Linked DNA regions of Homo sapiens: region 2 is linked to region 1. A link is an interaction called in ENCODE POLR2A ChIA-PET data of the cell type or tissue named here. Cell type or tissue: HepG2. All regions are shown on one strand. Links, peaks and the distances in the headings refer to the core of each region. The heading gives the core; the rest is flanking DNA.

Region 1 (4,383 bases), core at 102-4,101:
GAAGTGAAATATATTTTATATTTTCTTCTGGAAGTTGTAAGGTTTTGCCCTTCCAATTCATGCCCTTGATCCATCAGGAAATGATTTTTTGGGGGTATAAGGTGAGGAGTCAGGTGTGACCTTAGATGAATTACCGATTTCTTCTCGCATCAGCTTCCTTGGCTGCAAAACTGAGACCCTAATCCCTGCCCTGTGCGAGGTTCTTGTGAGGTCGGAATACAGCATACAGACACATTGAGCCCCATGTCTCAGTAAGCATTCAGTAATTGCTTGTTGGTTTAAGTCCAACCTTCTTCCCTAAGCATGTGGACACTCAGGGAAAGTTGGCGCTTAACTGGGAAAGTTGTTGCTCGTACATTGTCTGCCAGCTTACTACAAGCATCATGGCCAGGCTGGGTTTGGCTGCTCAGCACATCCCCTGGCAGGGCACTGGCGGCCTGGAAAATGTATAGCAGGCAGGTGCTCAGTCAGTCCTAGAGCTGATTTCATGTGATATCTGATGCATTTATTATAGAAATGAAAGCATAAAAATGTGTTTTAACTGTTTCCTACTCCCCCGGCACAGTGACAAGGCTGATTCCAGGCACAGCTTGGTTAGGCCAGCACTTGTAACTATGGTGGGGAGCCTCGAGGCACTGAGTGAGCTCAGCCTCCTTGGGCAGAAAAGCTTGTTTAGTTATTGCCAGCACACACTGTGTGTTCCTGTGGGCAAACAAACAGACGGCTGGAGATCCGGGGGACCTGGTAGTCGTCAGCATTTATGTCACCACCGTATGCCTTCTCTGAATGACTTGCGGAAGAATAGAGTGGGTTGGGATTATGTGGTAAGTGTAAAAAAGTTAGCGATCAGAGGGACTTTGGGTTTACCTCTGGAGAGGACATAATGAAGGTAATCCTTCACTGTGACGGATGAGTGGATATTTCTTTGTACCCTGAGCTCTTTCATCCTACCTTGGTGGTCAAATGTGAGAGCAAGTGCTTTGGGGCTCAGAGGGCATCACTCCAAGCATTCTGCATGGAGTCTGTTGTGGTGAATGTTCTTGCTGGCATCTTGATCAAGGACTTTGTCATCATTAGCCATCAAATGCTTGTTGGTCCTTCTCAACCCTGTAATGTTGATACTTAAAAAACTGGAAACATCCTGACAGAAACAGTCGAGAAGTGGTTGTGTGAGCTCTGGTTATCGCATTACAGTTAAAGTTGGCAGATAGGTTCTGTATTCAGTGCCCCATCAAAAACAGAACACAGACTATATAAGGGGAATATTGTTTGTAAGTAACTCTGTGGGCTAATTGTGCAAATAGGTGCTAGAATGCTGGGCAGCCTTTTTCCTTCTTCGTGGCTTTGTTGCATTTTATTGTATTGTTGTATTGCATTTTATTGTAATGACAGTTACTCCTTTTGATAAGATGATCTCAGTAGATAGGCTGAATTGTCCTGTTTAAGGCTACTTTTCTCCTCTGAATCTAAAGGTGTTCGCTGTCAGAGCTAGTACGGAGTTTTGAATTTGGCACTGTGTTGCCTAACCGTCTTCTCCCCCCGCCCCATCCCCGCATAGGCAAATAGTTTTACTAGTTTGACATTTAATCAAAATTTAAACATGGGGCCAAGGAAGGTCCTCCAGGAAGCATTAGTATGAAAAATATTGTAAACAGTAGCTTTGTTCTAGCCACACAATTTGGATTTCTCAAGATTAACTGTCTGTACATAAACACTCTTGAATAGCTATGTATTAACTTTCCCCTACTTTGAGCTGGAAATAGCTTCTCTTCTCCAGTTGATGTGAATGCAGGGGTAGTGTACCCTACATGGACTGTGTATTACTCCTTTAAGATTGTTGGTCTTGCTGCTTTGTTCTCTCAGTGTAAAGCACAAGTCACAGAACCATGGTTTACCTTAACTAGAGCCCTCCTTTCAGAAAAGCACTTTTTTTTTTTTTTTTTTTGCGACGGAGTCTCGCTCTGTGGCCCAGGCTGGAGTGCAGTGGCGCGATCTCGGCTCACTGCAAGCTCCGCCTCCCGGGTTCACGCCATTCTCCTGCCTCGGCCTCTCAAGTAGCTGGGACTACAGGTGACCGCCACCACGCCTGGCTAATTTTTTTTGTATTTTTTAGTAGAGACGGGGTTTCACTGTTTTAGCCAGGATGGTCTCGATCTCCTAACCTCGTGATGCGCCCGCCTCGGCCTCCCAAAGTGCTGAGATTACAGGCGTGAACCACTGCGCCCGGCCCAGAAAAGCACTTTTTAATTTTTTAATCCTTTTTTTTTTTTTTTTTTTTTTTTTTGAGTCGGAGTCTTGCTCAGTTGTCCAGGCTGGAGTGCAGTGGCACGATCTCAGCTCACTGCAACTTCCGCCTCCTGGGCTCAAGCAATTCTCCTGCCTCAGCCTCCTGAGTTGCTGGAATTACAGGCATGTGCCACGATGCCTGGCTAATTTTTGCATTTTTAGTAGAGACAGGGTTTTGCCATGTTGGCCAGGCTGGCCTTGATCTGTTGACCTCGTGAGCCACCGTGCGTGGCCGAACTGCTCTGTTTTACAGACAGGAAACACAAGGCTGAGAACATCTGTTACTCAGAGTCCCCCAGGTTAGCATGGAAGCTCGTGGTTCAGACCAGGCTGTCCTTGCCTGCTGCACTTGCAGGTCTGTCTGCCTTCCCTGCAAAGCAGCATCTCCCAGTCCTGGGGGGTCTCTGTACCAGGTCTAAAGGGGGTCAGGGTGGTGTACTGCATGTGGTTTGTTTATTCTCTTAAGTTTATATGCAATAAAATTCCCCTTTTTTTTTTTTGAGATGAAGTCCCACTCTGTCTCCCAGACTGGAGGGCAGTGGCGTAATCTTGGCTCACTGCAACCTCTGCCTGCTGGGTTCAAGCAATTCTGGAGTCTCAACCTCTCAAGTAGCTGGAATTACAGGCCTGCGCCACCATGTCCAGCTGATTTTTGTATTTTTAGTGCAGATGGAGTTTTACCATGTTGGCCAGGCTGGTCTCAAACTCCTGACCTCAAATGATACTCCTGCCTCATCCTCCTAATGTGCTGGGACCATAGGCGTGAGACTCAGCAACTTTTTTTTTTTTTTTTTTTTTTTTCTTTGAGACGGAGTCTCGCTCTGTCGCCCAGGCTGGAGTGCAGTGGCACAGTCTTCGGCTTACTGCAACCTCTGCCTCCCAGGTTCACACCATTCTCCTGCCTCAGCCTCCTGAGTAGCTGGGACTACAGGCGCCCACCACCATGCCTGGCCAATTTTTTGTATTTTTAGTAGAGATGAGGTTTCACTGTGTTAGCCAGGATGGTCTCGATCTCCTGACCTCGTGATCTGTCCACCTCGGCTTCCCAAAGTGCTGGGATTACAGGCGTGAGTCACTGCACCCAGCCTTTTTTTTTTTTGTTTTGAGACGTAGTCTTGCTCTGTCGCCCAGGCTGGAGTGCAGTGTGGTGCGATCTCGGCTCACTGCAACCTCTGCCTCTCGGGTTCAAGTGATTCTCCTGCTTCAGCCTCCTGAGTACCTGGGATTACAGGTGCGCACCACCATGCCCGACTAATTTTTGTATTTTTAGTAGAGGCGGGGTTTCACCATGTTGGTCAGGCTGGTCTTGAACTCCTGACGTCGTGATTTGCCCGCCTTGGCCTCCCAAAGTGCTGGGATTACAGGCGTGAGCCACCGTGTCCGGCTCCTCAGCAACGATTGATCTGTTTTCTGTGTCTATGATTTTGCTTTTTCTAGAATGTCATATTAAATGGAAAATGGCATCATACAATGCAGGGGAGGTAGAGGTTGAGTCAGGCTTCTTTTCGTTAACATAGTTTATTAGAGTCATCTGACTACTTAGTGGGAGTGTTTCAGTTGTTTCTTTTCATTGCTGAGTAGTGTTTCATCATATGGATAGACCCCAGCTTTTTCTGCATTTCTCAGTTGAAGGACACGTGGATGGTTTCTAGTTTTTGGTGATTCTTAATGAAGCTGCTAAAGCTATTCACATGCAGTTCTTTGTGTGAACATGTTTTTCTTTCTTTTGGTTAAAGACCTGCAAGTGAGATGGCTGGGTCATTGGAATAAATACATGTTTAGCTTTACAGGAAACTCTCAGATGTTTCTGGAGGGTTGCATCATTTTTCGCCCTCATCAGCAGTGGATGAGAGTTTTAGTCGTTGCTCATCTTCACTAGCACTTGGTATTGTCAGGGTTTTAGGGGTGGGAAGCAGTGGATTCACATAGTCTTGCAGTGGTATCAGTGTGGCTGTGATTTGTATTTCTTCATGACTAGTGACGGGGAGCATCTTCCCAGGTGCATTTTCTTTCTTTTTTTTTTTGGTATATATTTATCTTTTTATTTTGTCTTACGGGTGATTGCCCTACCCCACACATGGTTTTGTTTGATTTTTT
Region 2 (4,383 bases), core at 186-4,185, 100 kb after region 1:
CCCCAGGCCCTTCCCAGATTCCATGCCTTTCTCTGGCCCAGCCCTGAGCCCTCCACACTGGGTGTGTGTGCGTCTAGCTTTTTCTTCCCCAGACTGGAAGTTCCTCCAGGGCTGGGCTCCAGGCCTCTCAGGGTCCCCATTCTTTCCACAGGAACAGAGGGAGCTGCAGGAAGCCTGTGCAGCATGACTGATTTGGGAAAAGGCAATTGATCAAGGCTGGGCGTGGTGGCTCACGCCTGTAATCCCAGCACTTTGGGAGGCTGAGGCGGGCGGATCACTTGAAGTCAGGAGTTCGAGACCAGCCTGGCCAACATGGCAAAACCCAGTCTCTACTAAAAAAATAGAAGCTGGGCGCGGTGGCTCACGCCTGTAATCCCAACACTTTGGGAGGCTGAGGCAGGCAGATCACGAGGTCAGGAGATCGAGACCATCCTGGCTGACACGGTGAAACCCCGTCTCTACTAAAAATACAAAAAAAAAATTAGCAGAGCATGGTGCCAGTTGCCTGTAGTCCCAGCTACTCGGACGGCTGAGGCAGGAGAATGGTGTGAACCCAGGAGGCGGAACTTGCAGTGAGCGGAGATCATGCCACTGCACTTCAGCCTGGGCAACAGAGCGAGACTCCGTCTCAAAAACAAACAAACAAGTAAACAAAAACCCAGAAAAAATTAGCCACGTATGGTGGCGCACACCTCTAATCCCAGCTACTTGGCAGATTGTGGGGGTGGGGGCTGAGGAAGGAGAATCGCTTGAACCTGGGAGGTAGAGCTTGCAGTGAGCCAAGATAGGGACACTGCACTCCAGCCTGGGTGACAGAGCGACACGCTGTCTCAAAAAAAAAAAAAAAAAGAAAAGAGAATTAATCAAATTGAGCCAGATAGGCTGAGGCCCAAAGCTGTGTGGGGTATGGGGGTGGGACTAGGGGGCTGGGGTGACCCTTTGAGAGTCACAGAGGAAGTGGGTTGCTTTCTGGGAGGGCTGAGAGCAAGAAGAGTTTGTGTGTGCATGTGTGAACACACACACATGCATGTGACTCCTAGTACGTGTCTGAGGTCTGAGGCTGCAAATGTAGTCCTAGGCTCCTGGCCTGGCTGAGTGAGTTTTAGCGGTTTTTTGTTTGTTTGTTTTGTTTGAGACAGGGTCTTACTCTGTTGCCCAGGCTGGAGCGCAGTGGTACGATTTCGGCTAAGTGCAACCTCAGCCTCCTGGGTTGAAGCGATTTTCCTGCTTCAGCCTCTCGAATAGCTGGGACTACAGGCGTGCGCCACCACGCTCAGCTAATTTTTGTATTTTCAGTAGAGTCCGGGTTTCACCATGTTGGCCAGGCTGGTCTCCAACTCTTGACCTCAAGTGATCCATCCACCTCTGCCTCTCAAAGTGCTGGGATTACAGGCCGGAGCCACCGCGCCCGGTCCGACTTTTAGGTTTGTGAATGTTTTAGATCAGAGTCCTGGGGAAGCTTGGTGCATGGGCTTGCATTTGTGCGTCCGTGGCTGTGGGTCCATGAGCCTCTCAGGACGTGACTGGCCTCAGTTTCCAGAGTTTCTGGGAGGCTGTGTTTTTTGTCCCGGCTCCAGAGGTGTCCGGCTCTGGGTGTGTACTGGGGGATGGGGATGGGGTGCGTGGGCGTTCACGAGGTTGGGTGTGCCCGCCACTCCGGGTTCTGCCCGCGTCTCACTGCATGCTCGGCCTGGGTTTCCGAGGGTCCGCGCGTCCCAGGCTGTGCGGGTGGAGGGTGGGCAGGGACCCCGGGAGGCCGGGCGGGGGGCGGGGGCGCGCTGGGCCGGCCCCGGGGCGGGGCGAGCCTTCGAGGGCTGGGGGCGGGGCGGCCCGGCCGCCTCACTTCGGCGAAGTTGGCGGCGCGGAGGCTGGCCCGGGACGCGCCCGGAGCCCAGGGAAGGAGGGAGGAGGGGAGGGTCGCGGCCGGCCGCCATGGGGCCGGGGGCCCGTGGCCGCCGCCGCCGCCGTCGCCCGATGTCGCCGCCACCGCCACCGCCACCCGTGCGGGCGCTGCCCCTGCTGCTGCTGCTAGCGGGGCCGGGGGCTGCAGGTGAGGGGCCGGGACCTGGCGGATGGGACGAGGGCGGCAGAGGGGGAGTGCAAGAACCCCCAAGGCCGGGGCTGGCGGGGGTTCATGGGAGGCAGGAACCAGGGTCGGGGAAGGGGCGCAGGAGCCCCGGGCTTCATGCCAGTCCTGGAGGACCCAGAGATTCAGAATGGGGAGGACCCCAGAGGCCCAAGGAACAGGGACCCTTGAGCGATTAGAGCTGAAGATGAAGGGACCCAGGAGTCCGAGACTGGGAGCTCGAGGTGCGGGGATCAGGGACTCGAGGTGGGGGGGTGCGTACAGAGTTCGGGACTCGTCCCCATCCAACTCACGCCTGGAGTCCTGGGTAGGTTATGATTGGGGGCCCAGGTACTTCTAGGCCGGGGACCTCTCGCACAAAAGCCCCCCCACCCCGCCCCCGACACCCCGGGCGGGCTGGGCCAGGCGGGGGGTGGGGAGGGGGCGCGAAGTTCTGGGAGCTCTGAACTCGGAGAAAACTTCCCAGGCCGGCGCGCAGCAAGACCCGGAGCCGGATTCCGAGCCGGAGCCTCGGCGGCGCGCGCGCCCCCTCCCCCGCCCGCAGCCCGCCTCTCTCCTCTGGCCGCGGGGACCCGGAGGCCCTGGGACCCCGCCCCTGCGCGGGGAGGGGAAGGGGCGAGGGCCCACGTGCTCCCCTTCGGCTCCAGCGCCCCCTCCCCGCGGCCAGAGCCCCTCCCCAGCCGGCCAGGGGCCCCCGCCCCTCCTCCTCTCCTCCCTCCCCTCCCCCGCTCGGGACAATGGCCGCGCCGTCTAGACACCCCCTCCCTCCGGCCGGCCTCGCGCTTTCTTTGCCAGACAAAGCGGGACCCGCGGCTGGGCCGGGGAGGGGGCTGCGGGGGCACCCCCCTCACCGCTACGGGAGGCCTGGTGGGCGGGGGAGGGGCGCGGGCCAAGGCCCCTGGCCAGGGGTCCCAGACGCCAGTGTGGGGCTTGGCGCTGGGCGGGGTGGGGGTTTCGGGAGTGAACGGCCTCCCCAGCCCAGCCCCGGGGCCCGGACGGGGCAGGACCAGGCAGGAGCCGCCGCCTCCGCCGGACCAGCGGCGCACACACATGGCCTGTGACACACTCGCTGGCACACATAGCTCTAGGTCACGTAACAGAGATGCAAACCTGCACACACACAGCACACTCGCAGACTTGCACACCTGGCTCAGGAAAGACACACCCAGCTGCACGCACACAGCTCACACATTGACATACATACACACACAAATATGATCACACAGGTGTGGCACACACGCTGCCTGCACACACTCAGACAGCACATAGATGAAGACTCAAGGACATGCTTACACCCAGCTCACACATGCAGATGGACAGACACAGCCAACCCATACACAGACACAGCGGTGCACACACAGGTCACACCAACACACAGCTGTACACCCATTTACACGGTTCACATACACAGACGCACAACAGACACAACCTGCATACAGACAGCACACACATCTGTGCATTCCCGTATGGGTGTGCAGCTCATACACACACGGGCACACCCACGCTGACATGCATGTACAGATAGACTCACATGTAGCTGCAACTGAGACACAATAGATGCATGCCCAAATCCACATACAGACACACAAGCCCGTGCACGCACACACATGTGGCTCACATTGCCTACAGCTCAGGGTGGCCCATAGCCCATGTTATGGGACCCACAGTGTGAGTTCACGAACACCCACAGGTCCTGGTGTGGGTGATGGTGTCCAGTCGGCTTGTCCTGTGAGGAAGGGGCATATACTATGTAGGCCCATGCTCAGGTTCAGCTCGACAGATTCTGTAACTCACCCTCTTGTTTTCTATTTCTTTCTGTCCTTCTCTCTCTCTTTTTTTTTTTTGAGACAGTCTCACTCTGTTGCCAGGCTGGCATGCAGTGGCGCAATCTCGGGTCACTGCAACCTCCGCTTCCCAGGTTCAAGCGATTCTCCTGCCTCAGCCTCCCGAGTAGCTGGGACTACAGGCGTGCGCCACCACACCCAGCTAATTTTTTTTTGGAGATGGAGTTTGGCTCTTGTTGCCCAGGGTGGAGTGCAATGGCGTGATCTCGGCTCACTGGAACCTCTGGCTCCTGGGTTCAAGCGATTCTCCTGCCTCAGCCTCCTGAGTAGCTAGGATTACAGGCACCTGCTACCATGCCCAGCTAAGTTTTATATTTTTAGAACAGACTGGGTTTCACTGTGTTGGCCAGGCTGGTCTCGAACTCCTGACCTCAGGTGATCCACCAGCCTCGGCCTCCCAAAGTGTTGGGATTAGAGGCGTGAGCCACCATGCCTGGCCGCTTTCTATTTCTT

Evidence for each region. ChIA-PET counts read pairs that join two places held together with the same protein. Peaks named below come from ENCODE experiments on the same cell type or tissue, not always from the same donor. Only the 100,000 strongest peaks of a DNase experiment are listed, where the experiment ranks them.
Region 2: POLR2A ChIA-PET joins it to region 1 with 7 read pairs; 2 of 35 experiments call an interaction of 5 or more read pairs at or near these places.

The regions. Positions count from the first base shown.
Region 1 is chr19:15,300,570-15,304,952 of GRCh38, reverse strand. The region is part of intron 1 of BRD4 (bromodomain containing 4); the gene reads left to right. Among named protein-coding and RNA genes, the nearest start is that of BRD4, 30 kb to the left of the region's middle. RefSeq lists an enhancer at 4,308-4,383. In HepG2, for the core only: no CTCF peak of the experiment used is centred there; DNase peaks (open chromatin) are centred at 742 and 2,522; H3K4me3 peaks cover 324 bases.
Region 2 is chr19:15,198,455-15,202,837 of GRCh38, reverse strand. It overlaps NOTCH3 (notch receptor 3), which reads left to right and starts at 1,843. Exons shown (of 33, transcript NM_000435.3): 1 at 1,843-2,050. The coding sequence starts at 1,933. RefSeq lists enhancers at 959-1,458, 1,459-1,960 and a silencer at 2,547-2,773. In HepG2, for the core only: no CTCF peak of the experiment used is centred there; no DNase peak of the experiment used is centred there; H3K4me3 peaks cover 809 bases; H3K27me3 peaks cover 2,008 bases.